2 separate regions of the Homo sapiens genome follow, and region 2 is linked to region 1. A link is a loop called in an ENCODE intact Hi-C map of the cell type or tissue named here. Cell type or tissue: mammary epithelial cell. All regions are shown on one strand. Links, peaks and the distances in the headings refer to the core of each region. The heading gives the core; the rest is flanking DNA. Region 1 has its middle 330 kb from the start of SLC16A7. Region 2 has its middle 470 kb from the start of SLC16A7.

Region 1 (15,442 bases), core at 4,926-12,925:
CTTACATGTGAGGTGGGTCTTAGAAAGTCTGAAAATTCATGACAGTGGTGGAGTTTAGCCTATCTATGTTATATAGCCCAAAGGCTTACTTTTATATCCAGATATTTTTAACTCTTGGTATTAAAAAACTTTGTTGTTTTTGTTTGCTTGTTTGTTTTTTGAGACAGGGTCTCGCTCTGTTGCCCAGCCAGGTTGGAGTGTAGTGGTGTGGTCACGGCTCACTGCAGCCTCTATTTCCTGGGCTCAAGTAATCCTCTCACCTCAGCCTCTGGAGTAGCTGAGACAATAGACATGTGCCACCATGCCTGGCTAATTATTGTATTTTTTGTAGAGATGCAGTTTCACCATGTTACCTAGGCTGACCTTGAACTTCTAGGATCAAGCAATCCACCCACCTCGGCCTCACAAAGTGTTGGGATTACAGGGGTGAACCACCACACACCTGGCCTATAAGAAATCTTTTATAAGCCTCAGAATACTGGAAAGGAACTGAAACTATAGTTTGATAAAATCTCTCTTATTTATTTATTCTGGATTGGAGCCTAGAAGTCGACCTTCAGGAATCCATTTTGTAGACAGGTATTTTACCTTTTCAGAAACCAGACACCAGGCGATGAAGTGTGGTATTTTGGTAAAAATGACAATCACCAGGCTGATATCAGAGGCATTATGAATAAATTTTAATGTCATTGTACTTCAAATGGCTTTTTGTAAGGAGATTAGAACAAACTCTTTGTGGTTGAGTCTAGTCCTTATCTCAGATACAGGTGTCACAAAGAGTTGTGCCTTATTTCTATAGTTAGGTTTAAAGATAAAAAATTGCTATTTACTTTTCATTTATCCCATATGAGTTACTTGTTAGACTGGCTGTTTTGTTTTGTTTTTCTCCTGTTTAAGTTCTTTTGTATTAACTGAGCTTAAACAAATATATTTTATTTCATTTATTAACATTTATTTGTAACTGTTTATTATGTTAGTAGTTAACCTAGGAATTTATAGTATGTGTCTTATAACAGTGAACCAAGAATTATTATGTACTTCTTGTATAATGTAAGAAACTAAAATGGTATTCTTCCATTTACACTGTTCCCACATTTTGAGCTAATTTTGTCACACATTTTATTTCTACATATCTTATAAAAGCCACAACATATTATTTTTATTTAAGAGGTTTCTTTGTTAAGAAAGAAGAAAAATTCATTTTATATTTAACCACATATTTTCTATTTGTGCTGCTTTTTATTGGTTTCTGTAGATGTAACTTTCTCTCTGGTATCATTTTTCCTTCAGTCTAAATTTCTCTAACCTTTCCTGTATAGTTCTATTGATGATAAGATTGCTTAACATTTTTTTAATCTAAAAATTTTCCATTTTTCCTTCACATATTAAGTATGTCTATATAATATAGAGAATTCTAGGTTGATAATCATTTTTTTCTTTCAGTGCTTTAAAGATGGCATTTGTTCTGTTCTAAATAGTTTGCCCTATTTTTAAAAAAATTTATGGGGACATAGTGTTTATGTATATTTATGGGGTACACAATATTTTGATAAGGCACCAATGTGTAATAATCACATAAGAGTAAATGGGATATTTATCATCTCTAGCATTTATTCTTTCTTTTTGTTACAAACATTTTAGTTATACTTTTCTGGTTATTTTTAAATGTACAATAAATTTTAAAGACTGTCATCACTCTGTTGTGCTGTCAAATATTGGCTCTTATTCATTCTATCTAACCATATTTTTGTACCCATTAACCATCACACCCACCACTGCCCTTCCAACCTCTGATAAGCATCATTGTATTCTCTTCTTCCATAAGTTCAATTATTTTAATGTTTAGCTCCCATGGATGAGTAAGAACATGTGAAGTTTGTCTTTCTATTCCTGGCTTGTTTCACTTAACATAACGTCCTCCAGTTCCATCCATGTTGTTGCAAATGACAAGATCTCATTCTTTTTACTGGCTAAACAGTACTCCATTGTGTATATGTACCATATTTTCTTTACTCATTCATCTGTTTCAAATATTGGCTATTGATAATAATGCTACAATAAACATGGGAGTGCAGATATCTGTTTGATATACTTATTTCCTTTCTTTTGGGTACCTACCTAGCAGTGAAATTGCTGGATGATATGGTAATCCTATTTTTAGTTTTCTGAGAAACCTCCATACTGTTCTGCATGGTGGCTGTACTAATTTACCTTCCTACCAAAAATGTATGAAGGTTTTCTTTCTACACATCCTTGCCAACATTTGTGATTGCTTGTCTTTTAGGTAAAAGCCATTTCAACTGGAGTGAAATGATACCTTATTGTAGTTTTGATTTTCGGTTCTCTAATGATCAATGATGTTGAGTATTTTTTATATGCATGTTTTACATTTGTCTGTCTTCTTTTGAGAAATGTTTACTCAAATCTTTTACTCATTTTTAATCCGGTTATTAAATTTTATCCTACTGAGCTGTTTGACCTCCTTACATACTCTGGTAATTAATCCCTTGTCACATGGGTACTTTGTAAAAATTTTCTCCCATTCTATGGGTTGTCATTTCACTTGTTGATTGTTTTTCTTTGCTGTGCAGAAGGTTTTTAACTTGATGTTATCTCACTTGTTCATTTTTGATTTGGTTTCCTGTGCTTGTGGGATATTACTCAAGAAATGCTTAACCAGACCAATGTCCTGGAGACTTTTCCCAGTTTTTTTTTTGTAGTAGTCTCATGAGTTGAGGTCTTAGATTTCAGCCTTTAATTCATTTTGATTTGATTTTTGTGTATTACAAGAGATAGGGATGTAGTTTCATTCTTCTGCATATGAATATACAGTTCTCCCATTACTACTTATTGACAAGACTGTCCTTTCCCCAATGCATGTTCTTGGCAGCTTTGGTCAAAATAAGTTCACTGTAGCTGTGTGGATTTCTTTCTGGGCTGGCTCTTCTGTTCCATTGGTCTACGTGTCTGATGTTATGCCAGTACCATGCCATTTTGTGTTGTATAATTTGCAGTCAGATAATGTGATTCCTCGAGTTTTGGTCATTTTGCCCAGGGTGTTTTTGGGTATGCTGGATCTTTTGAGGTTCCATATAAATTTTAGAATTATTTTTTCTATAAGAAGAATTATTTTTTCCTGAAGAATGACATTAGTATCTTGATAAGGATTGTGTTGACTGTAGATTGCTTTGGGTAGTATGAACAGTTTAACAATATTGATTCTTCCAATCCATGAACATGGACTGTCTTTCCTTTAATGTCTTTTTCAATTCTTTACATCAATATTTTATAGTTTTCATTGTAGAGATAATTCACTTCTTTGCTTAAGTTCATTCCTAGGTGTTTTATTTTATTTGTAGCTATTGTATTGTAAATAAGATTACTTTAGACCAGGCACAGTGGCTCATGCTTGTAATCCCAGCACTTTGGGAGGCCAAGGTGGGCAAATCACCTGATGTCAGGAGTTTGAGACCAGCCTGACCAACATGGAGAAACCCCGTCTCTACTAAAAATACAAAATTAGCCGACCATGATGGCACATGCCTGTAATTTCAGCTACTTGGGAGGCTGAGGCAGGAGAATTGCTTGAACCTGGGAGGCAGAGGTTGTGGTGAGCTGAGATCCCACCATTGCACTCCAGTCTGGGCAGCAAGAGCAAAACTCCATCTCCACAGCAACAACAACAACAACAACAACAAAAGATTACTTTATTGATTTCTATTTCACATTGTTCATTGTTGGCATATAGAAATGCTGCTGATTCTTATATGTTGATTTTGTATTCTGCAACTTGACTAAATTTATTGGTTCTAATAGTTTTTTGGTGGAGTTTAGTTTTTTTCAAATATAAGGTTTTTTATATGTATATATGTGTGTATATATATGTGTGTATGTGTGTGTGTATATATATGTGTGTATATATATGTGTGTATATATGTGTGTATATATATGTGTGTATATATGTGTGTATATATGTATATATGTGTGTATATATGTATATATATGTGTGTGTGTATGTGTGTGTGTGTGTGTATATATATATATATATATATATTCAAGGAAAATTTAACTTCTTCCTTTCCAATTTATGGGCCTTTTATTTATTTCTCTTGCCTAATTGCTCTAGCTAGGACTTCTCATACTATGTTGGATAACAGTGGTATAAGTGGACATTCTTATCGTGTTCTAGATTTTAGAGGAAAGTCTTTCAGTTTTTCAGTTTTCAGTTTTTCCTCATTCAGTTTGATACTAAATGTGTGTCTGCCATATATGGTATGGCATAATATGTTGGGGTGTGTGCCTTCTATACCCAAGTTTTTGAGGATTTTTATCATGAAGGGATGTTGAATTTTATCAAATGCTTTTTCAGCATCAATTGAAGTGATTATATGGTTTATGTACTTCATTCTGTTGATACATTGTATCACATTCACTGATTTGCGTATGTTAAACCATCCTTGCATCCCTGCACTGAGTCCCACTTGATCATGACGAATGACTTTAATGTACAGTTGAATTCAGTTTGCTAATATTTTGTTGAAGAATTTTTTCATTAATGTTTATCAGAGATATTGGCCTGTAGTTTTCTTTTTGAATGTGTCTTTGTCTGGTTTTGGCATCAGGGTAATACTGGCCTGATAGAATGAGTTTAGAAGTACTCCCTCTATTTTTCAGAATAGTTTGAATAGAATTGGTATTGATTCTTCTTTAATTTTTTTGCAAAATTCAGAAGTAAAGCCATCAGGTATCAGGCTTGTCTTTGCTGAGAGAATTTTTATTATGGCTTCAATCTCATTCAATCTTGTTACTTGTATTGGTCTATTTAGGCTTTCAGTTTCTTTATAGTTCAATCTGGTAGGTTGCATGTGTCTAGAAATTCATCCATTTCTGATTAGCTTTTCCAGTTTATGGCCATATAGTTGCTCATAACAATCTCTAATGATCCTTCAAATTTCTGCTGTATCAATTTTAATGTATCCTTTTTCCTCTCTGATTTTATTTATTTGAATCTTCTCTCTCTTTTTTTGGTCTGACTAAAGGCTTGTCAACTTTGCTTATCTTTTAAGAAAACTTTTGATTTTATTGACCTTTTGTATTTCTTGTTTCAATTTAATTTATTTCTGCTCTGATCTTTATTTTTTTCATTCTACTAACTTTGGGTTTGGTTTGCTCTTGCTTTTCTACTTCTTTAAGATGTGATATTAAGTTGTTTACTTAAAGTTTCCTACTTTTTCAATGTAGGCAATTATTGCTATGAACTTTCCTCTTAATATTGCTCTATCCCATGAGTTTTGAAATGTTGTTTCCATTTTTGTTTGATTAAATAAATTTTTAATTTTTAAAAATTTCTTTACTGACCTACTGGTCATTTTGGAGCATATGATTTGATTTCCATGTGTTGTATAGTTTCCAAGTTCCTCTTGTTTTTGATTTCTAGTTTTATTCCATTGTGATCACAGAAGATATTTGAAATGATTTTATTTTTTAAGTTTTTAAGATTTGTTTTGTGTCCTAAGTCTATTATTAGGAACCATCCTTGTGCTGAGGAGAAAAGTGTGTGTTGTGCTGTGTCATTGAATAAAATGTCCTGTAAATATCTGTTTTTTCCATTTGGTCTATAGTGCAGTTTAAGTTTGATGTTTCTTTGTTGATTTTATCTCTAGACGGTCTGTCCAATGCTGAAAATGGGGTATTGAAGTCTCCAGCTATTATAGCTTTGGGGTCTCTCTTTTAGCTTTAATAATACTTGCCTTATATATCTGAGTGCTCCAGTGTTGAGTGCATATATATTTACAATTCTTATATAGTCTTGATGAATTGACCCCTTTATCCTTACACAATAATGCTTTTTGTCTTTTCTTATGGTTTTTGTCTTCAAATCTATTTCATTTTACGAAATTATAGCTTCTCTTGTTCTTTTTTGGTTTCTATTACCACAGAAAATCTTTTTCCATTTCTTATTTTCAGTGTATTTTTGTCTTTATAGGTGAAGTATGGTTCTTGTAGGCAACAGATAGTTGGGTCTTGTGTTTCATTGTTTAACCCAGTCAGCCACCCTATGTATTTTGATTGGAGAGTTTAGTCCATTTACATTCAACGTTATTATTGATAAGTAAAAACTCACTATTGCAATTTTGTTATCTGTTTTCTGCTTTTTGCATGGCCTTTTCTTCTTTCTTTCCTTCCTTCATTTCTTTCTTTCTTTCTTCCTGTCTTCCCTTTTGTGAAAGAAATATTCTCTGGTGGGATGTTTTAGTTTCTTGCTTTTTTGTGTGTGTGAATTCATTATAGGTTTTTTATTTCAGCTTACGATGAGGACTGCAAATAACATCATATAATTCATTATTTTAAACTGATAGCTAAACTCTGATTCCAAAAACAAATAAAGAAACTAACAAACAAGCAAAGAAAACCAATAAAAACTCCACTTTAAGCTCATCTTTCCTGCTTTTTAACTTTTTGTTGTTTCTATTTCTATCTGATTATATGTCTATGTCCTGAAAATTTTTGTCACTATTTTTGTTAGGTTTATTTTTTAGTCTTTCTACTCAAGATGCAAGTAGTTTACACACCACAATTACAGTGTTATAATATTCTGTGTTCTTACTATTACCAGTGGGTTTTTTACCTTGAGATAATTTCTTATTGCTCATTAAAGTCCTTTTCTTTATGATTGAAGAAGTTTCTTTAGAATTTCTTTTAGGACAGATCTGATGTTGACAAAATTCATCAGCTTTTATATGCCTGGGAAAGTCTTTCTTTATGTTTGAAGGATATTTTTAATGGGTATAATATCCTATGATAAAAGGTTTTTTTTTCAACACTTTAAATATGTCATGCCACTCTCTTCTGATAAAGTTTCCGCTGAGAAGTCTGCTGCTGGATGCATTGGAGATTCTTTATGTGTTGTTTCTTTCCTCTTTCTACTTGTATGAAACTTTGTTTATTTTGAACTTTGGGAGTTTGATTATTAAACATCTTGAGGTAGTCTTATTTGGGTCAAATATGCTGGTTGTGTCATAACTTTCTTGTACTTAAATATAGATATTGTTCTCTAAGTTTTTACAGTTTTGTTATTTATTGCTTTGAATAAACTTTCTAACCAAATCTTTGTCTCTATCTCCTAGTTAAGGCCAATAACTCTTAGATTTGTCCTTTTGAGGCTGTTTTCTAGATCTTGTAGGCATGCTTCATTTTGTAATTCTTTTTTATTTTATCTCCTCTGACTGTGTATTTTCAAATATCCTATCTTCGAGCTCACTATTCTTTCTGCTTGATCATTTCTGCTGTCTAGAGACTCTAATACATTTTTCATTTTGTCAATCAAATGTTTTAGCTTCAAAATTTCTGCTTGAGTTTTAAAATTATTTCAATCTCGTTGTTAAATCCATCTGACAGGATTCTGAATTCCTTCTCTGTTAATTTTTTCTGATCTTCCTCAAAGCAGCTATTTTAAATATTCTGTGTGAAAAGTCACATATCTCTGTCACTCCAGGATTGGTCACTGGTACCTTATTTAGCTCATTTGGTGAGGTCATATTTTCCTGAGTGGTCTCGAGCTTGTGGATGTGCATCAGTGTCTTGTCATAAAAGAGTTAGGTATTTATTTTAATCTTTGCAGTCAAGGCTTCTGTGTACCCGTCTTTCTTGAGAAGACTTTCCAAGTATTCAAAGGGAATTGAGTGTTGTAATCTAAGTCTTTGGGAACTGTAGCTGTATCTGCATTAGGTGACACCCCAAGCTCCATAACTGAGTGACTCTTGCAGACTCATAGGTGTGCTGCCTTTGTAGTCTCGGGTGAAATCTAGGATAATTCCCCAATTGTCTATCAGAGACTCTTGTTCCCTTCCCTTACTTTCCCCCAAATAAACAGCATCTCTTTCTCCATGCTGAGCTGCCTGGAGTTGGGAAAAGAGTGGCACAAGCACTCCTATGACTACCACCACTGGGAATGTTCTGGTCACACCCAATGCCAGCACAGTACTGGTTCTTGCCCAAGGCCTGTAACAACTATTACGTAGCTACTGCTGATGGTTATTCAATGCTTAAGAGTTCTTTAGTCAGCAGATGGTGAATCTAGCCAGGCCCATGTCTTTCCTTTCAGGTTATTGGTTTCCTTTCTGGACTGGAGTACATCTAGAAATGCCATCTAGGAACTAGTAGCTGTAATCAGGAATTTTAGGAAACTACTTGGTGATTTAATTTACTGTGGTTGAGCTGGTACCCAAGTTGCAAGACAAAGTCTTTTTTACTCTTCTCTCTCCTTACCTCAAGCAGAAGTCTTTCCCCACAGCCACTACCAACCCAGGCCAGTGGTGACTGTTGTGTGGCTACAACTGATGTTTATTCAAGGCTGAAACAGTCTTTGATCAGCAGGCGATGAATCCTGCATCTCTCCTTTCATAATAACAGGTTCCTTTCTGGCCCAGGGCAGGTCTAGAAATGCCATCCAGGAGCTAAGGCCTGCAATCAGGGATTTTAGGAGTCTGTGTGATGCTTTATTTTACTGTGGCTCAGATGGTATCCAAGTTGCAAGACAAAGTCCTTTTTACTCTTCTTGCTCCTTTTCTCAAGTAGAAGAACTCTCTCCCCATGGCCAACACAGCTGGCAATGTGCTTGGTCACACCTGAAGCCAGCACAGTACTGGATCTCACCCAAGGCCTGTGGTGACTCCTGCCTGGCTACCACGGATGTTTATTCAAGGCCCATGGCTCTTTAGTCAGCAGGTGTTGAAGCCTACCAGATGTGGGTCCTTCCCTTCAAGGCAATATGTTCCTTTCTGACCCAGGGTGGGTCTAGAAATGTCATCCAGTAGCTAGGGTCTGAAATGGGAGATTCAGGACTCTGCCTGGTACTTTATTTTGGTGTGGTTGAGCTGGTATCCAAGTTCCAAGGCAAAATCCCCTTTACTGTTCCCTCTGCTTCTCTCAAGCAGAGGAACTGCAAGCTTCATTGCCTAGGGTCTCCCTCAGAACTGCAAGCTTCATTGCCTAGGGTTGGGATGGGGTCATAAACTGACTCCCTTGGCTACTCCAGATGGTGTCTCACTGGATCACATACACCCCAAGCCCACTGGGTCCAAGCCTAGCTGAGCACTAGGAGTTGCCCAGGAATTGCTTTCCTTGTGGCCTAGACTGCCTTTCAAGATTATTTAGAACCCCAGAGCACTTTAGCCTTAGGTGACGGGGCTAGCCAGAACTCAGGTTCTGAATGCTGGGATGGGCAGTTCTTCTCTGGCTAGGGCTGGTCTTACATGCTTCCTCTGGTCACTAGCTGAATTCTGCCTTGTATTATTTTCTGCTGTGAAGCGGCACCCCTGAGTTCCAATGCAAAACCTCACAATCGCTTTACTTCCCCTTCCCCAAGCACAGAGTTTCTCTCCCCACCGCCCTGCCCTTCCATGGCACAAAGCTGCCTTGAGATGCAGTAGTATAGGTGATACAAGACTGTCTTTCTTACTTTTTTCAATGTCTCTCTCCTTGATATGATATTAAAACCAGGTAATGTGATCACTCACCTGATTTTTGGTTCTTATGAAGATGCTTTCTTGTGTGGATAGTTGTTCAATTTGGCATTCCTGCAGATGGGATGATTGCTAGAGGGTTCTGTTCAGCTATCTTGGTCCTTGATGTTGGTCTTAATACTATTATTATCATGGGTAAGCAAAAGGGAATTCAGAGAAGCTAACTACCAAAGTTACAAAGTTAGTTTCAGAATTAGAATTTGAATAAATTCTATCTTATTTGAAGCCTTTTTTTCTGTCTACTGAAATAGTTACTTCTCTATTAGATAGATGTTCAACAATATTTGCTTAATTAAATTAAAATGTTAATGTTTCTTTATAAGTAGAAGCTGAGCAACAGTGTAAGTCTAAACTTAGTTCATCTTCTTTTCTCCAAAAATTAATTACACTACTTTTCCCAAGTTTTGGCAACCATTTTCATGACTTAATATTATTTAGTTTTTCTGATTTTATTGCACAATTTTTTGTTGGTACAGGATGTGAAGCTAATGAGTAAGAGAGACAGGCTTTGAAGTGTCAGATACGTCTCAATTCTGAATCATTGAGTCAGTAAGCTAGTCAATTTTTAAAAATAATAACAAAGTAGAAAAAAATTAAAGTGGAGAAAAGGTCAAGAACATTTTTTTCTTCATGAGTTATACTTGCTTCTAAATGGTTTTAATGAATCATTTCAAATTTGAACAAGAAACAGGAGTCTGTTAATTAGAGATTTGGATTTAATGACATGGTTGCATAGGTATGGCACACAGAACATCTGTGTTCTAGTACCTAAGATTAATTTAATTTCTTTACAGGAGTCATTTATGTTTTTCTTCATTTTTAATAAATTGTTTCACTGCTCAAAATAACATCGTAGTTGTGAAGTCATTGGCATCTACACAGACAGAATGCTGTGAAGCTGACTCCACAGCCTTCACTTAACAAGTTCTTCATTCTCATAGTGGATCATATGCAAAAATAACAAGAAAATAAATGAGTTCTGAATTATGAAAGATACTACATTCTTTGTGCCATGTGAGGAGATCTAAGTATTAGTAAGTTTAATAAGTCATACACTATCCAATTGTAAAGTACTAGTTTAGGATTGGATCTTTTTTAGGTTTCACTTTACTTATTCTTTGCACTATTATACTTGTGAAACACAAGATAAGAACCAGTCTTATGAGTCTTATCCTTGCTGTCTAAGAAGTTTATTTAGATAAATAAATCCAGTTTTTTTACTCTCATTTAAAATTTAACTAAAATATACATACATATTTATTGGATATTTACCACGGATCAGACCTTGGGTAAAGCACTTTACATATTTTATTTGGTCCCACTCTCCACATTTATGGATGAGGAAACTGAGACTCAGTAAGGTTATAATAACTTGCTAATAATCACAAAGTTAACAAATGACAGAGCTGTATTAAAAGCAAGAATTTTTTCTAATCTGAGCCTTTGTTCTTTTTTTTTTTTTTTTAAGGTTTTTTTTCCCCCCATAGGTTATTGGGAAACAGGTGGTGTTTGGTTACATGAGTAAGTTCTTTAGTGGTGATTTCTAAGATATTGGTGCAGCCATAACCCAGGCAGTATGGACTGCATGCTCTTTGTAGTCTTTTATCTCTCAACCCCTCCCTACCCTTTCCCCCTGAGTCTCCAAAGTCCATTGTATCATTCTTATGCCTTTTTATCCTCATAGCTTAGTTCCCACTTATGAGTGAAAACATATGATGTTTGGTTTTCCATTCCAATCTCATCCGGGTTGCTGTGAATGCCATTAACTTATTCCTTTTTATAGCTTAGTAGTATTCCATCATATATATACACACACATATACATACACACACACACACACACACACACACACACACACCCCCCACAGCTTCTTTATCCATTTGTTGATTAATTGGCATTTGGGTTACTTCCACATATTTGCAATTGTGAATTGTGCTGCTATTAACATGTGTGTGCAAGTATCTTTTTTGTATGACTTCTTTTCCTCTGGGTAGATACCCAGTAGTGGGATTGCTGGATTAAGTGGTCACCTACTTTTAGTTCTTTAAGGAATCTCCACACTGTTTTCCGTAATGTTTGTACTAGTTTACATTCCCACCAGCATTGTAGAAGTGTTCCCTGTTCACCACAGCCAAGCTGACATCTATTATTTTATTTTTGGATTATGACCGTTCTTGCAGGAATAAGGTGATATAGCATTGTGGTTTCGATGTGCATTTTCCTGATTATTAGTGATGTTGAGCATTTATTCATATGTTTGTTGGCCATTCATATATCTGCTTTTGAGAATTGTCTATTCACATCCTTAGACCACTTTTTGATGAGATTGTATGTTTTTTTCTTGTTGATTTGAGTTTAAATCAGTAGCTCTTCTATATATCAACAGCAACCAAGTTGAAAATCAAATCAGGAACTGAACCTCTTTTACAATAGCTGCAAAACAAACAAAAAAACACTTAGGAATATACCTAACCAAGAAGGTGAAAGACTTCTACAAGGAAAACTATGAAATACTGCTGAAAGAAATCATAGACAATACAAACAAATGGAAACACATCCCACTCTCATAGGTGGGTAGAATCAATATTGTGAAAATGACTACATTCCCAAAAGCAATCTACAAATTCAATGCAATTCCCATCAAAATACTACCATCATTCTTCACAGAATTAGAAATAACAATTATAAAACTTATATGAAACAAAAAAGAGCCCACATAGCCAAAGCAAGACTAAGCAAAAAACAAATCTGGAGACATCACATTACCTGGTTGCAAACTATACTATAAGGTTATAGTCACCAAAGCAGCATGGTATTGGTACAAAAATAGGCATGTAGACCAATGTAACAGAATAGAGAACCCAGAAGTAAACCCAAGTACTTACAGCCAACTGATCTTTGACAAAGCAAACAAAAACATAAAGTGGGGAAAGAACACCCTTTTCAACAAATGGTGCTGGGATAATTGGCTAGCCACCTGTAGGAGAATGAAACTGGATCCTCATCCCTTACCTCTTACAAAAATCAACTCAAGATGGATTAAGGACTTAAATCTAAGACCTGAAACTATAAAAATTCTAGAAGATAACGTTGGAAAAGACATTGGGTTAGGCAAGGATTTCATGACCAAGAACCCGAAAGCAAATGCAATAAAAACAAAGATAAATTGCTGGGACTTAATTAAACTGAAGAGTTTTGCACAGCAAAATGAACAGTCAGAAGCGTAAACAGACAACCCACAGAGTTGGAAAAAAATCTTCACAATTTATACATCTGATAAAGGAATAATATCCAGTATCTACAATGAACTCAAACAAATCAACATGAGCCTTTGCTCTTAACTTCTAAGTGCACGATCCTTGAGAAATGTATTCCACTTCGAGTGAGGGCTCAGTAAATGGAACAATTTCTATCCATTTATGTTACACAAGTCCACTCACTATAGAATTCAGAACTATTCAACTTTCTTAGGTTTATCTCAGGACCACTCTTTGGGTTCAACTTTTAATACATGTTCCAAAAGTCATGAGAAGTTGGGCCAAAATCAATATGTTCAAGAGAAAGGCATATAGGGCTATAGGGCAGACACTGGGGCCTAGACAAGTTTTCCCCACATTTGAAGTAAAACACCCTCTGCTCTCAGGAGGGAGTGATGGAAACTTTCTCACAGTCTCTTAATAGGCACCCAGGAAAAGTAAGACACTCTCTAGGGTCAAGTGGAGTGCTAGAGAAAGTGGTTTGTTGCTTTAAAATGCAGACAGTTTGCTGTGAAAAGGAGAGTTAAAAATGCAGTCTTCATTACTCTCCTGGTGGTTGGGACCCATGTGGTTCCTGAAAACGTGGATTCCAATACTTCAAGAAAATATTGCTACTTGAAATAATTTTATATTTGCAAAGAGGTGTTGTACATATAATAGAATGGAAGATCTGGTAGAGAGCAAAGGTCTGGAGGAGAAGTGAATAAAATGAACTTGGCAAGACATGAGGATATGATAATTCAGTTTGGGAGACCAGGGGCAATGGCAGAGCTTATGCAGCAGAGTTCTTGGGAACCAATGTGGAGATAAAGAAAGTGGAGTGGCACTACTGTGTATCTACCCAAAGGAAAAGAAATCATTAAGTGAAAAAGAGACATGCACACGCATGTTTTTAACAGCACAATTTGCAATTGCAAGGATGTGGAACCAAGTGCCCATCAGCAAATGAGCAGACAAATAAAACGTGGTACTATGTATACCATGTACCATGTATACCATGGAATTCTAAGCCATAAAAAGCAATGAAATAATGTCTTTTGCAGCAACTTGGATGGAACTAGAGGCCATTATTCTAAGTGGAGTAACTCAGAAATGAAAAACCAAATATTGTATGTTCTCACTTAGCTAAACTATGAGGATGCAAGGCACAAGAATGATATAATGGACTCTGGGAATTTGGGGTATGGGGAAGGTTGGGAGGAATGTGAGGGATAAAAGACCATATATTGATCACGGTGTATACTGCTCGGGTGATAGGTGCAGTAAAATATCAGAAATCACCACTAAGCAACTTATCCACATAACCAAAAACCACCTGTGTGCCCAAAAACTATTGAAATAAAAAAAAATTAACAAAGTGGAGTGCTAAAGAAAGCAATAGAAGGCTGCAGTGCCCCAGGTAGAGCCAGAACACACCTAAAGTGGAGCAAGGCTCTGAGATGGAAGTCTGAGAGAATCTTTTCTTAGCACCACAGGGGCCCTTAGAGCATTATGTTTCCATGTGAGCAGTTTTACTGGCATCTTGAAAAGAGTCTACAAGTTTTTCATTTTGTATGATTTGTTTTCTACACATGAGAAGAAACAGCAGAGGCACAAAATTACCATAACAAAATTTTTTTACTAATCACAAATTAGTAAAGGGCAATGATGTGTACACTTTGGGGCCTTTTATGGCCTCTTTTTAAATTTTATTTTAGGTTGAGGGGTACATATGCAGGTTTGGTATATAGGTAAACTCATGTCATAGGAGTTTGTTGTATAGATTATTTCATTACCCAGATACTAAGCCTAATACCCAATAGTTGTTTTTTCTGATCCTCTCCTTCCTCCACCTTCCACTCTCAAGAAGGTCCCGGTGTCTGTTCCCTTCTTTGTGTCCATGTGTTCTCATCATTTAGCTCCCACTTATGCATTATTCAGCTTTCTGTTCATGTACTACTTTGCTAAGGATACTGGCCTCTAGTTCATCCATCTTCCCACAAAAGACATGATCACCTTCATTTTTATGGCTGTGCAGTATTCCATGGTATATCTGTACCACATTTTGTTTATCCACTCTGTCACTGATAGGCGTTTAGGCTGATTCCATTTCTTTGCTATGGTGAATGGTGTTACAATGAACATTAGTGGGCCTGTGTCTTTATGGTAGAATGGTTTATATTCCTCTGAGTATATACCCGGTAATGGGATTGCTGGGTCAAATAGTAGTTCTGTTTTTAGCTCTGAGGAATCATCAGACTGCTTTCCATGATGATTGAATTGTGGCCTTATTATCAATCAATTGTCTACTGGCTTTAATCATCATATCTTTGGGAGCTTATTCTATCAGGGACTACTACAGGCAATGGTATATAATAATAACTAAGTCATGCTGCCTTTCTGCAGAGCCTCACAATTTAATAAGAAAATACATTTGCAGACATATAATTATAATACAAGAGTATGTACCCAATGATAGAATTTCAAGGAAATTACAGAAGAAAAGTAAAAGACATCACATTAGTGGTTTAAATTGTGCTCTAGAAACTTCCAATGAAAAAGTTTTAATCTTTTTATTATAAATATATATTACAAACATGTATTTTTAGGTGTTCGATATGTGTACATGCATTTCAATTATCATTCTTTTTTATGTTCAGATCATCCTATTTTAAACCATCA
Region 2 (15,442 bases), core at 2,431-10,430, 140 kb before region 1:
TTCTGTCATTTCCAATAACATAGATATAAGCCAGGCACAGAAAGACAAATAAGTACTGAATGGTCTCACTGATATGTGGGAGCTAAAAAATTGATCTCATGGAGGTAGAGAGTAAAATGATCGTTACTAGAGGTTTGAAAAGTAGTGAGGAGTAGGGGAATAAAGAGGGATTGGTTAATTGGTACAAAATTCAATTACGTAGTAGGAATAAGATCTAGTGTTCAGTGGCACAATAGAGTCACTACATGTAAAAACAATTTGTTGTGTATTTCAAAATAACGAGAGGAATGGATTTGGAATGTTTCCAACACAAACAAATATATAATTGTTTGAGGCCATAGGTATTCCCATTACCCTGATTTAATCATTACACATTGTATGCTTGTACCAAAATATCATATGTACCTTGTAAATATGTGTAACTATTATGAACCCATAAAAATTAAAAATTAAAATTAAAAAAATTGCATCCACATGATTTAACTCAAAAATCATTGCCTGAACAACAACAAAGTTTTCAAAAGTCAAAAATCCATGGCCGGGCGCAGTGGCTCACTCCTGTAATCCCAGCACTTTGGGAGGCTGAGGCGGGCAGATCACTTGAGGTCAGAAGTTTGAGACCAGCCTGGGCTAACATGGTGAAATCCCGTCTCTACTGAAAATACAAAAAATTAGCCGGGTGTTGTGGCACATGCTTGTAATCCCAGCTACTCAGGAGGCTGAGGCAGGAGAATCACTTGAACCCAGGAGTTGGAGGTTGCAGTGACCTAACATTGTGTCATTACACTCCAGCCTGGGCGACAATAGCGAAACTCTGTGTCAAAAATAAAAAAAAATAATAAAAATAATAAAAAATCCATGCTATTAATTCTAATGTGTATATATTTTTTTATTTTTGAGGCATCCTAAATGTTGCTGGAAAGTAGAATGCATTTGAGTTAATGCTGTTCAAACAGAGATAAGTACTGTATTTTTTCTATAAATTTTTGATTAAATGAGATTGAAATATTATAAAATGTGAGAAATTTTGAACAGTAAAGAAATTTTCATCAGAGACAAAGACTATTTATTCTAACCACTTCTTCCTGAGATTGAAGTTATTAAAATCTCTTGCAGTGGATTGTAGTGGGAAGAAAAATAGACCCGTGTAATTAAAAAAACAATCAATCTGAGAAAAGAAAAGGACAGGACAAGCAGGACTACTAGTGCACTAAGTAGAAAAAGAATGATTACTTTGTGCTGGAGACCTTACCTAATCCACCTGATAGACAGACTACCCTGACGATGTGGCAATGAATACATTCAGCCATTCTCTTTAATATTAGGAAATTAAGTCAGTTTGGACATGGGTGCCACCTGGCTGCACATCATACTGAAGTGAGAGATGCCATATTGCTCTTCATTTTGAAGAACTCTTGTAGTCTGAGCATCATTTCACACTAGAGTAGGAGGAAATGGCCTCAGCTGAAAGCCTGACCCAGGACTTCATCCTGTGTGAATAGTTATAGTTCCAACTGATGCTGCAATATAAGAACATGGGCAACAGTGATGCAGCAAGCAAATTTCTTAAATTTGTGTGCAGTTGTCTAGAACTTGGCTACAGCAAAAGAAGTTCAATGACTCTTTGAAGAGGGGGCTTATACCAGAGCAAGCTGCTTCTAGAAAAAATGGAAGATTCCTCTTAGTTCATCTGAATTTCTTTTTTGTCGTGGTGAGGCAAAAAACAACAGAGCTGTATTTTGGGACACTATTAAGCACCCATACATTCCTGGATATTTTAGGGAAAGGGATATAAAACTGGAAAATCGTGTTGATTGCTGCACTTTGAAATTCCTTGGGTTGGATAATGTGCATTATTTTCATTTTGATCTGTGAATCAATACATCTTAAGTTACTATTAAAGCATGATTTTGACTTTATAATGACATCGTACTTTTCCCAGTGTTAAATTTTCTTTTACTTATTTTTTTCTGTGCTTTTTCTTTTTTGCTTTTGATTTCCCATGGGTACTAGTTGATTAGCAATTAACTGCTGGATGCAAATTATTCTAAAGACAGACATGCAAGTCATGCTTATTTCCAAGGGTCAGAAATTTACTAATATATGTGATTATTGTGCAAGCACCATATTTGTATTCACTACCATAATTGGAAAGATAAAAATGCTTCCAAGCTTCTTTGCTTAAACACAAAGCAAAAACAATCAACCATTTTAATAATGTGGAAACAGAGACCTACAAACTGTTTCCCCCTTCCAAACATATTTTTTTTGTGGTTCTGTAAAAGAGCAATAGCACTATTTGTTGTTGTTAAATATCTTAACACTCATCTAATAAGATCAATCAGTGTTTCAATAATGCAGGAATCTGTGATTGTTAAAATGCTCAAAAAAACTGTTGTGGTTTTTGCCTTAGATATTTTGAGGACACTGAATTTTTTATTTTCTCTGTATTCTATCATAGTGGAAAGAATGAAATTTGATGTACAATGTTTCTGGTTTAGAAACTCTAAAGAGGCAGGATAGATTACCCCAATCAAATTCAGGACAGGTGTCAAGAGTGATGATGCCACATACGCACCAAGGGGGTATAAAAAGTATTGTTAACTGACATAATAAACCTTTCTAAGAAAAGCAGGGTGGCTTCCCAAGCCAGTATGAGCTCATCTTCCATGGTGATTACGTAGTAAGACTGGAGCCAGATTTTCCATATGCCAGCTGGGGCTTGCATGATTTAACTTCCACTGGTGCCAAAGAAGAGAACACCCAGGCTTTCTTACAGTGTTCCCCACATGTGAATCAGAAGGTTAAAGGAGAGTGGTGGGGCTAAAAAGCTCTCAGTCATCAAATATCACAAATGGAATTAGACTCATTATTGCAATTAATTCCAATGTCAGATGGCTGAAATATTCCAGGCTTTATTCAATTGAATTTGAACTTGCTTAAGTAAGTCATTATTGTGCTTTATGAGATCTATAACTCAGTGTTAAAAATGAGGATAAAAGTTTCGTTGAATGCCTTGGTTAAAAGCCCAACATTATGTATTTTGAAAACTGAAATGAGTTGCCTGGTCACTACCGATAGTATCTAGAACTCAGAAGGGGATGAGGAGTATATTGATGAGGCCTTTTATACTGGCTTTATTATGAGTTAGACATATGTGACCTTGAGCCAAGAGCTTCTCAGAATTCTTCATTCCAAAGTGGGCAATATTGCATAGGACATAGTTGTTGCTGACACTGGCTGGACCAGACAATAGCCAAAGAGTCTATAAAAACATACAGATAAAACTGATCATTAAGCAGTGAATCTGATGCTAAGATCACTGCCCAAATTTCAACTATTGTGCTAGACCTTGGGTTCCATCCTTGATCAGCGATGTTCTCGTTAAGGAATGAAAAGCAGCAGATCTCCAGTAAGCTCCATCACATACAATAGTGTTGCTGCCATCTGTAAAGTATATAAACTATCTTCATTTTTCTCTTCATTCAGTTGATTTCAAGAGGCTCTCTAGGTGAGGTATAGGAGTAGGAGAGGAAGTAAACTTCCACAACACCATGGAATCTGACAACACACTGGAGATAGGGAAGGCTATGCCCCCTGCAGCTGGGATATGCCAGAAGACCCAGATTTAGTTTGATCCTGTAGGTATACTTTTCATTTTAGTAAGGAGACCTTGACTATACCAAGCTTTCAGAATGCTGCTTTCATGACCCAGGGCATAATAAGCAGCTGGGTATGAAGGGTGATAGGCTCAGAGCCTGTGTGGGTCCAGCATGCTACCAGCAACTGCTGTTGTAATGGTATGCACTACAAGGAGTGCAAATGTTCAGGAAGGGCAGTTTCATGCTCTGGAAGCCCATGGGAAATTTATGGACACCCTGGTTGATTTGATTTAGAGACTACAGAATGTATGGGAGGAGGTTGCTGCAGCTTCTGCACTGGCCAAATATCTCAGAGACATTAAGGGGAGTGCCTGTTGCATTGCAACTCAAATGGATTCTAGAGCTATTGTCATAAGGGAACGTATTCAATGTGGGCTGATTTGTAAGCAACAGTATAACTATGTTTAAGTAAACTTTATAAATGAGAAAGTTGTTGCCTTCAGAACACAAAAAAAGCCTAAAAGTTGTCTGGCTTGTGTCAAGAAACAGCATTGACATGCTCAGTATTGAGCATGTTTCTTGACAGTGTCAGTGATGGAGAAGCTCTTGACTAACCAAATAATTTTCAGAAATTTAACCAAGGTGGCAGGGCCTTGTACTACATATGGGTCAATGGCCCACCCCTTTTTTATAAAGCTCCTCTGTGAGTTTTTATATACCCTGAGTGAGTAAATCAACTGAATCTCATTGAAGAAGGATTCATCAATGCAATGTCATACTTATGATCCTAGAGAAAGTTGGATAGAATTAAGATCCTTCCTACAATGATTATGTGGGATAGCTGGGCTGTTGAAGTACTCTATGGGTAGCCAGGTAAAAGTGCATTGTGTTCATTTCACCTTGGAGGCAAACTTCAGCTGTGAGGCTATTGAAATAGGCTCTGATCATACATAGGAAGCAAATATGTAACTACAAAGAGCTTACTAAAGTCTGATTGAATGAAGTCAGTAATTTCAATAACATTGGATATGAGTGCCTTAATGAGTAAATCCACATCACTAAGGGTGATGTAATCTACAATAAGTCTCCATTCATTATTTCCAAGTTTAAAATCTGGCCAAATTATGCTTTTATGGGGAAATTACAGGGAAAATCACCCCTTTCAAAACAGGTTTTGTATAATGAGTTTCAATTCTTAAGATCTGTTTTCCTTTATACTGAACTATATTTAACTCTTTTAACTTGAGTGAGGGGAGAGGAGGAGGTCCATTGCAAATCTTATTTGTTAAGCCAATTGTAATTCCCAAAGACTTAGTGTAATTTTAATGTATTACTCATTGAATTGGAATGTCCATGCCTGCTATGGGATATTTTAGGGCAGTAAGTGCTGTGTGGATTTTTAAGTAAGGCAGTAGCTCCAATGGCTAAAGTGAGATTCTTCTATATTTGGTAATTCCCAAAAGAGTACAGGGGATACATTATTTAAACTTGGTAGAATCCCAGATATAACTGTAACTTAAGTGAGCCCTTCTATTAAAGCCATTAAAGTTTGCCAATTGATGCATTTCAGAAGATGTTAAAGTTAATTCAGAATTTACATTGTGGAAGCACAATGGCTAATCAGCACACTTTTATCCTTTTTTTGTAAAAAAAAATGTTTTAGTAAATTTTGGATTTCCAAATGAGTAAAATTGTGCACTATATTTTAGGTATTTGTATTTTTCCTCTATATCCAAAAGGAAGCTCTTTCTCCTCTTCTTCTTTGGCTATGGTCTCTACTCCAGAAGCATATCCTGTTTGTCTTGCCTATTTTTGTAAGTTCCTTCCTTTAGAGATCCTTAAATCACTATTGTCATCGTTAGGGATTTCTCCCAAGCTGGTGGATGCTTTATATGTGTTAAGTAACTAGGTTTGAATCAGGTTTGAATTAGCCCTGTGCTTGTACCACAGCGGCACATGGGCATTTTTCCCTGGAACCCAGTGGATCAGGATCTTTTTCTTGTGGCCACAAAAGTACAGCCAGTAGCAAGAGCAGAAGCATTTTGTAGGGTTCTAGTAAGTCATTTGCTTTTAGCAGTGTGACCTCTTGATGCCACATGGTAACTATTCTTGTTCCATACAGCCAGCCAATGGGGCATATATTGCAAAGAATATCATTCTTTTTTCTCTGAGTACTCTATAGAATGGGTGGCTAGGCCTCTGTTTAGACACAGCCAGCAGTCACAAGGTAAGCCATTGCCTTGAGCCTAACATCAGTTGTGGCTTACACTAGAATCGAGACACATGACTCAAGCTAAGATATAAAGATAGGTCTGGGCAAACACAGGTGACCCAAGGTCACTTTAAGAAAGTCCCAGTCCCATACTTCTGTACTTAAATGGCAACTATTAAAACTTTTGACTTATATTTATACATCTATAAAAGGCTCAGTAGGATTTAACAACCACAATACAGAGAAGCACAGCTTTAGGGCATGCTTACCAGCAGGCACCAAAACCACTTAGCAGGCCAAAGCAGGAGAGAATAATGGTGCCTAGTGGTGGTGATCACTGCCTAGACAAATTGCCCAGAGTGCCAATTGTAACCAATTCAGAAAGAAGGTGGAAACTCCCCTGAGCATTGGTTCGGGTTGAGACTAATGATGCTGCACACACAGACACAAAGAAAGTATACAAAAGTTTATTCCTCACATATTGAGGCTTTCTGGCACAAGCACAGTAACTTCCCATGACAATCTAAAAGGAGACTGGCTCTGCTTCTATGGTAGTTAGGGGATGCGACTGAGATGAAGGTTCTTATGTATGAACCAGGGTTTTCATGCTTTGAACTTCCAACCAGGCTGAAAGGAGAGAGCACAAAGATTTCTTATCAACTTTGCCCAGATATGGAGCAGAAGGTATAGGAGGAGAAATGAAGCTTGAATGTTACCAGGAATCAAATATCAGAAAGGAATCATCCTTTATTAGATTCTAAATGCTTCCTCTAGTCTCTGATTATTATTCAATTACTTTGTGAAAGAAAAGTATAATGATATTAAATACCTTTTGAGAATAAAATGGATAAAAATAAATATGTCTATATAATATTAATACTATTATATGACAAGAAGACCAAATTTAAAATTGAGGAACATTAAAAAATGAATGTATGGAACATTACATGGCACTGTAACTAAATTAGAATTTTATGTGAGGGAGAGCATAATAATTTGGATAATAATATAAAGTGATATACACAGGTAATTAAAGTTTCAGCTCCTTTATAAAGAATTATTTTCTGGGGTGTACCAAGCTGTATGTGATATTACCTTTCAACAATCATGTAATCAGATTTAATTTTGCATAGTCTAATTTGTCTGCTTAAATTATCAAGCATTAACATTGAATTTAAATAATTTAGTATTGAATATGTATAAACATTAAGGCAGAAAAGAGTAGCTATTTATTTCACCACCAAGAAATTAAAGTTGGCTGAATTTCTAAATACCCTGAAAATTCTACAGTGACAAAAATGATAATATTAAAGATAGAAACAAAAATGTATTTTTAACATTCCTAAGATTTAGAGATCAGTTTCATAAGCAGCCCAATAGTCCTCCTAAATATGTCAGGTGTGCATGAGTCATTCTTTTCACTGAAAGTTTAAACAATGTGATCATTCATAACTTTATTACCAACAACCTTATGATTGTAATGGCATTTACTGAAGATGATATTCTCTTGAAGAATTCATTACGGATTTCCCTCCTCTTTCAGAGGAAAGTAAGTATCAAAGTTGACTAAATATCTTTATACCAAAGTCTGTTACAGGTTAGATTGAAGGCAGTGAAAGGAAAAACTGATATTTAGCATAAATTCCATAATGTCTTTTTAACTGTCATTCACACTAACTTTTACATATAATTTTAAAATAAATGAATTTTGGCAATATTCATTAGCTATTTTTGTTTTGTTTTTGTTGTTGTTGTTGTTGTTGCAATTTTCCTCTTTAGCAGATACTGTTTGTATTAGTCAATTATCATGCTGCCATGAAGAAATACCTGAGACTGGGTAGTGTAAAAAGAAAAGAATTTTTATTGACTCACAGTACTGCATGGCTGAGGGGGCCTCAGAAAACTTACAGTCTTGGCGGAAGGCACCTCTTCACAGGGTGGCAGGAGAGAGAATGAGTGCCAAGCGAAGGGGGAAGCCCTAAGCACCTGATAAAACCATCAGATCGGCCGGGCACAGTGGCTCACACCTGTAATCCCAGCACTTTGGGAGGCTGAGGCAGGCGTATCATGAGGTCAAGAGATCGAGATCATCCTGGCCAACATGGTGAAACCCCGTCTCTGCTAAAAATACAAAAATTAGCTAGGCATGGTGGCGCACACCTGTAATCCCAGCTCCCAGGGAGGCTGAGGCAGGAGAATCGCTTGAACCCAGGAGGCGGAGGTTGCAATGAGCCGAGATCACGCCACTGCACTCCAGCCTGACGACAGAACAAGACTCTATCTCAAAAAAACAAACAAACAAACAAATCAGATCTCCTGAGAACTCAGTCACTATCATGAGAAAGGCATGGGGGAAACCGCCCCATGATTCAGTTATTTCCACCTGATTTTGCCCTTGACAAGTAAAGATTATTACAATTCAAGGTGAGATTTGGGTGGGGACACAGAGCCAAACAATGTCACTGTTGTAAATGTTTTGCTGTTTCGCTTATTTCTATTGAGAAAATCACAGAGGCAAGTGTTTAAAAATGTATAAGCAACTTTAAAAACTGTAAAATGCATCAAAATAGTATGCTTTTATTTCGAGGAGAGCCTAGGATGTTTCAATGCTAGCAATAGATTTAGCACATATGTATAGAAATTAAATATCCAAGATATAATTTAAGACATAGATTGATAAAGCTCCAGTTAAATAACTTGTCTAAGATCAACAGCTAATTAGTTGCAAAATTCAGACTGCAACTCTAAAAGCAGTAACTCTAAGATGCCATTATAATCAAGGGACTGATGCATGTCAACCCTTGAAGATAAAAGACAAAATTACTACTAGAAAAAAAATAGGCAATCTGAACTAGAAATGTGAATTTTTCCGTGCAATTGGTGACTAGCCTAAAATTATGGAAAATAAGCTTACATAGACAAAAGCTACAGTACATTAAATACTGTCTATTCAAGAAATACACTGGAAATAAAGTCACAGAAGTAATTTTTTTTCTCTAAAGAAATTTCTCTATTTTGTGTGGGGAAAATATTTCACTGGGTTTTCCAATGTTTGTGTTAAATACCCTTTCTCCTAGAACAGTTTACTGTCTTTCATATGGTTTCATGTTCATCAGGTATATTCGTGGAAAATACTTTTGGTTTCAATTAACAAATAATTGACTAATAGTGGCTTAAAATACAAAGATATTTATTGTTAACAACTGTGGTGTAAATAGATGGTATGTATACAGTTGTTAAAAGATGTATCCAAGTAACTGGGACTTTCTATATTACTGCACTACCATCCTCACCATATTAATTTTTCTTCCTTGTGCTGTATTATCAAGTTTGCCAAATGGTGACCACTGCTCCACAGGGGCCTTGAGGGTAATAATAAAATGGAAGAAGCGATGCTAGATTGTCTCTTTTATCAGTAAAGCAAAAGCTTCCTCAGAATTTCATTGACCCCAGACTTTTGATTATAATTTATTGGCTATAGCTGAGACACATGCCATTTTTAACTCAAGAGAAGGAAAGAAGGCCATTATAGTTGGAATTAGTAAGAGATACTACATTGCAAATGGAAGTTGTGTTTCTCAGCCAATGGGATAAATCACATCAAGAAATTTCTGATCACTAATTTTTCCTTAAGAAATGGTTATAAGAGAGAATATACTGATTCCTAGAAAGGAATATCTTTCAATTAATACATTGACAATATATTTTATATATATTTCTTGTCTAAATTCTATTTATGTAAATTTATGTCCCTGATAAAAATGATCAAATATAAACAAAGAAAATCCAGTTTCTGGACTGCAGGACCAAGCACCATTGTAAGGAATAGCAGTTCTAATTAGGGGCTATCTCTGTGTATCTTGTTCTGAAGAATGAAGCTAGACTCCTCTACTTCATTGTTCACGGAGTAAGTGTATTGGGCTTTGAGGCAGACTAGTAATCATTACTCTTTCCTTCTTATAGGTTCTGAACAAAGGGAGAAATAGATATAGCTTTCAAATTAAGATATTTGTGTCAGCTGTGTTAATGGTAAATCTGGACTAAACAATGTAACTTTCATCAGAGACTAAATTTTAGTCTTCATCCTACTTCTTTTCTTCATGTATAATTCACTCATTTATGGAGGATCATAGCTGTTTTAGAACTCAGTTGAATGAAAGAGATAAAGTTAAGGGTAGAAAGAGGCAGAGATAGAGACAGAAAAAGACAGAGGGAGAGAAATTGAGAGATGGGGTGATGGGTTGAGAGAGGGGGTGGAGAGAGAACCCAACTTGCCTTACTTGGGAGATTTGAGGTCTTGAAAGTTCTAATGACTTTGATAAGATTCCACTTTGTTATTTAAACAATTCTTCATCATGAGTGTGGATGAGAAGTGCCCTTTTACTACTATAAAACCTGAATAACTCAGATATTTGCTTTTCTAGACACCCTTCCAACTGAGGCATACACAAGTACTAGTCCTAGACTCCAATAATCAGATCCCTCTCTCCCAGACACTGAAAATAGCTCTCTTCCCCAGAATAAATTAGGAATTCAGAGTAGGATGAAGTCAAAGTAAGTTTGAGTAATTACTTCAAGTCACATCTGAATCACTGAATCAGGAACTAAAGAAACATGAGCAATGCAAAATCCATGATGGCAGTGACTATGGCAACAGCAAATCCTCTTTCTGGAGCAATGATGCCTATGGTGGCAAGATTGGGATTCAGTGTTAGTACCAACAATGGCAGCAATGCCAACTAACAAACACAGATTTCCTTGGAGAAAGAAACAGTTTCCTAATTGAACTGACACTGTTACGTCACTGTGGATATGGTAATGTTTACTACTGGTTGTCCCTTTTATGAATCAGTTTAAACTAGATTATGGTGTTTACCAGATAAAGTAAAAACTCAGAGATCATCGACAATCATTTATTTCCGCTTGGGACTCACACCTTAGGAACAGTTCCTATATGGGATGTAGTGACTTGTGTGATAGAAAAAAAGGGAGATGTTAGAATCATGCAATGTCTCCTACAGCTTCTCCTTGGAAGTAGTGTTTAAAATTTCTGCTTACATTTCATTGTTCAAAGCAAGTCTCACTGCAAAGCTTGATACTAGTAGAGTCGGGAACCATGTCCTTGTTCTTATCTGTTTTGTTGTTGTTTTTGTTTGTTTGGTTGGTTTTTTTAACTTTGCTATCAAAACATCTTAAGCAATTCTGTGAACTATACAATACATTTTCAGTAAAATGCTTTTCTGTTTATATGAGCAAGAGTTAGCTTCTGTTGTTTACAACTTGACGGATACATACCCCTAGGTGGCCACTAAGCCCTGGCTCAGGTGCTCTGAGCACACCCAAACAGGAGCAGAGAAATAGCATGCTCTAAGGAACAAAGAAAAAGCTGATAGAATCACTGGCAGAAAAGTGTTTTTCAGTTCTTCTGTATAATATAGTAGTGGTAAAGAACTGGACTCTGCAGCCATAATGCCTTGTTTAGGATCTCAGTTCTGACCCTTTTATCTCTATGACTTTGAGCAAACTATTAAACTCTCTGTTGCTTCAGTTTTCTCATCTGCAGAAAGAGAATAATAAGGAACTTACTTCCAGGGCTGTTGAAGGGATTAAATTAATTAATATATAGATGTAGAACAGCATGTGATTCATAATAAATGGTGTAAATGTTATCGCCATTATTATTATTATTACTCCTAGAACAGGGCTGAAGATTATTAGCGCCTATTTTATAAGGTGTGGTGGAAGTCCAGGAAAACACAAAAAATAGCTCTCTTCCCCAGAATAAATTAGAAATTCAGAGTAGGATAAAGTCAATGTGAGCTTGACTAATTACTTCAAATCACATCTCATAGAAGTTAAGCCAGAGTTTATACTATAGTCGTATTTGCTTATCAGCCTCTCCAGTGGTTTGGAAAACCAACCATCCAAAAACACAGCAGGGTCTTCATGATAAGTTTTCACATAAATATTATGCCTAGAAATATCTTGTGGCTGGAGTAGATTTGTTGAAGGAATTATTTTGCTGGACAGAACTTGGTGCTACTCAATTTTAAAGGAATGGCTGATAATACAGTGCCTCCAATCTTGACTGAAATATTGCCTTGCTGCTGTATATATATGGGCTTAATGACAATACCAGTGAAGAACAAATTATATTCTGAACCTCTCCAGAGTCCGTTGTACTGTCTGCACCTATGGATCAAGTAATAACACTTGCAGAGAAACTTAATGTTGTCAGTTGGGGCTAGCATATTAAATTTTACCCAACATGAATACTCCAGTCACAGAGAGAAAATAGAAAGGAAGGAAACGTGGTGTCATTAGAGACACATTTGATAGTTTTTTTTACAGTTTGACAATGGAATTTGGAATGAGGAGAGTCAGAAGAAAAAGGAGAAAGTTAGATGCTAGTCAGCATGTAACATTCCTAAACAGGAAAACATCTGCTTACTGAATTTTAAAATAAAATAAAATAACTACATAAAACAGAGAAGTATATATTTATTTATTTACATCACTTTCACTGGGAATAAAATGAAGTTGTAATAACCAGTAAAAGGGGGAAAACTATGACAGAATTAATTAGATGGCTTAAAATTGGAGTTATAGAAATATGAGAACTATAAGTATAATAAATATATTCAAACAGCACATAAATATTATTATAAATTATTAGGCTGCTAAATGGGCTGTTGATTATGCAGTATGTGTAATTTAAGGTAATATTATGAGAAAGAATATTTGCATTTTTCTGACTTCTTATTTGGAAATTTTAGTTATTATGAATTTGTTTTTTATGAATGAGCTTCTTAGATTTTAAGGGAAAGAAGACAAAAATTATATGACATAAAACTGGGGCTATGTATATATGTGTATTTCAGAGATAGTCCACAAACCTGTAATTATATTATATAAGCATACTTTATTATTTATAAGTAGAAACTTAAATGTCTAATTAGACCATGCTGAATTTTCAGAGGGCTACATTTATGAAAACAGCCAAGACCTTGTTGTCCAATAGTGAAGGAATAGCCATGACAACACAGGTTTGAAAAACGAAAGAGCGCATTAGACATATGACGTGCAATATATTGTTCATCTATGACATGAATGGCAAGAAGTGGACTGACTGGTTTAAAATTTTTATAAAAGTGAGAGTCCTTTCAATTGAAAGTGAATACACATGGAGGATTTGACAGAAAATATAAGTAGCAACAAAGAAGTAGGTTGAGAAAGTGGATTACTTATTAATTGAATTATTAAAATCAATAAGGTACAATGTTAGGTGCTTTAATTATTTTATCTTATACAATCCACACAAGTTCCTACAAAAAGGGTAAATAACCCTATTTTTACAATTGAGAACATTAATGTTGAAAGGGGTAAAGTTTTCCAATGTCCTAGGTTTGGCAAAGGGCAGAGCTAGACTAAAATCCTCATCATAAATTGGACTAAGACTTTAAAACCAATAACAAAATCTATAGATACTGAATTTATGGAGAAGAAAAATGGTATCGGATTCTAAGACTAGAAGTACTATAGATATGTGCCCTAAACCAAGAAATATCAGAGGAAAATAGTCGCCTGAACTTGAAGCTCCTCTAGAAACACCTGCATGCCACATGAGATGCATGCTGTGATGCAGTACAGTTCTATGGGGAAGGTCATTCATCATGCTCACTCATTTACATGCACGGCAGCATCTCTATTTATGGCTACATTTACAACTTTGAAAAGTTAAGAATGGCAAAGAAGATTGATGAAAACAAATTTTATACTTAAAAATGATTTAAATTTGTTTTTAACAGCTTTATTGAAGTGCAATTGATGTACAAAGAGCCACATATATTGAATGTGTATAATTTGATGAATTTGGGCATATGTAAACATCCATGACAGTATCACCAGAATCCAGGTAATAGACATGTTCAATCCCTCCCAGAATTTCCTTTGGTTTTTCCATTTTGTTTTTGTTTTCTCCTTGGAGTAAGAACATCTAATATGAGACATACCCTCTTAACATATTTGAAATTTACAATATCATATGGTTAACTACAGGAGAATTTTTTTAATCTAGTGTAACTGAAACTTCATATCTTTGAATAATCACTCCCCATTTCCCCCACCCTTCAGTCTCTAGAAAGCACTATTGTATTATCTGCTTCTACGAGTTTGACTATTTTAGATACCTCATACAAGTGGAATCATGCAGTACTTAAAATATAACACTTGACATATTAATTTGTGACTACAGAAAATACTATTCTTCCTCAGTAACTCTTCTTGTTTCAAGAACTGCAGAAATACAATTTACTCTTACATCTAGCCAAATATTCATAATTTTCTTTCTCTTTTTTTTGTGGGGGAGGGGGTGGGTGGATGGAGTCTCGCTCTGTCGCCCAGGCTGGAATGCAGTGGCACGACCTCGGCTCACTGCAACCTCCGCTTCCTGGGTTCAAGCAATCCTCCTGACTCAGCCTCTCTAGTAGCTGGGACTGCAGGTGCCTGCTGCCACACCCGGCTAATTTTTTGTATTTTAGTAGAGACGGGGTTTTACCGTGTTGCCCAGTCTGGTTGCGAACTCCTAAGCTCAGGCCATCCACCTGTCTCAGCCTCCCAACGTGCTGGGATTACAGGCATGAGCCACCGTGCCCAGCCAATATTTATAATTTTAAAAAGTTGTAAATCATTTTTAAAATTACATAAAATATACTTGAATTTACAGAGTATTCAATCTGTTCTAGATTCAATCTGTGTCAGTTATTTTCAAGATCATATAGCCTCACAAGCATTTATTTTTTTATTTTACAAATGACACTTGAACCATTTATCTGAAAACTTCAAACAGTACGTGACTAGTGAAAGGACTGCTTGCTGTTACCTCCATACCACATTCCTTCTTGATGGCAATAACTGTTATGGACTGTTTTTATTTTAGCGCATTTCTTCCAAAACTCTTCATGCTCATTATATGTTCATATATATGTGATATTGTGATGTATGTATACATGTGTATATATATATGCACACACAGTTATACATGTGTACACACATACACACATTTTTTTTCCTTTGGGTTTTTGAGAGTAGAAATAGAATCACATTGTATATATTCTGCCACCAGCCTTTCACTTAGCATGAAGATTTTACCATGCTAATCATATAGTTCCCTCTTACTGTTTTAACTGCTGCATCCTAGTTTAGCATTAGAGGTTTTCACTACTACAAAATGCTCCAGGGAACGTCTTTGTGATTGTTGTTCTCTAGATTAGATTCCTGAAACTAGAATTTTTCTTATGCAACAAACACATTATGCTTCAAAATATACCAGGTATACTGAGAACCCATACCGAGTGTGAATACCTATTCATTCTAAAATTCATCAATGTGTATATTATCAATCTGGTCCCATTTTGTTGAGGAAAAAATACAACTAAATATATTAACTTGAAATACACTATTTAACTGTTAGGTTAAATTTCTTTACATATTTTATTGACCAGTTGTTATTTCTTTCTCTGTGAAATTACTCAATACTATCTGACCATTTAAAAATCAGAGTGTCTTTCATTTACTAGTGCATAGACGATATTAATATTATTAAATATTAATATTTTTCTCTTATCAT

Evidence for each region. A loop is a pair of places that touch in the nucleus more often than their neighbours do. Peaks named below come from ENCODE experiments on the same cell type or tissue, not always from the same donor. Only the 100,000 strongest peaks of a DNase experiment are listed, where the experiment ranks them.
Region 2: it touches region 1 in a loop (1.8-fold over the local background); 3 of 110 quality-filtered maps call a loop at or near these places.

Annotation. Positions count from the first base shown.
Region 1 is chr12:59,921,828-59,937,269 of GRCh38, reverse strand. No RefSeq gene overlaps it. Among named protein-coding and RNA genes, the nearest start is that of SLC16A7, 330 kb to the right of the region's middle. In mammary epithelial cell, for the core only: no CTCF peak of the experiment used is centred there; DNase peaks (open chromatin) are centred at 7,999, 8,659 and 10,039; H3K27ac peaks cover 3,782 bases.
Region 2 is chr12:60,062,552-60,077,993 of GRCh38, reverse strand. No RefSeq gene overlaps it. Among named protein-coding and RNA genes, the nearest start is that of SLC16A7, 470 kb to the right of the region's middle. In mammary epithelial cell, for the core only: no CTCF peak of the experiment used is centred there; a DNase peak (open chromatin) is centred at 7,253; H3K27ac peaks cover 1,521 bases.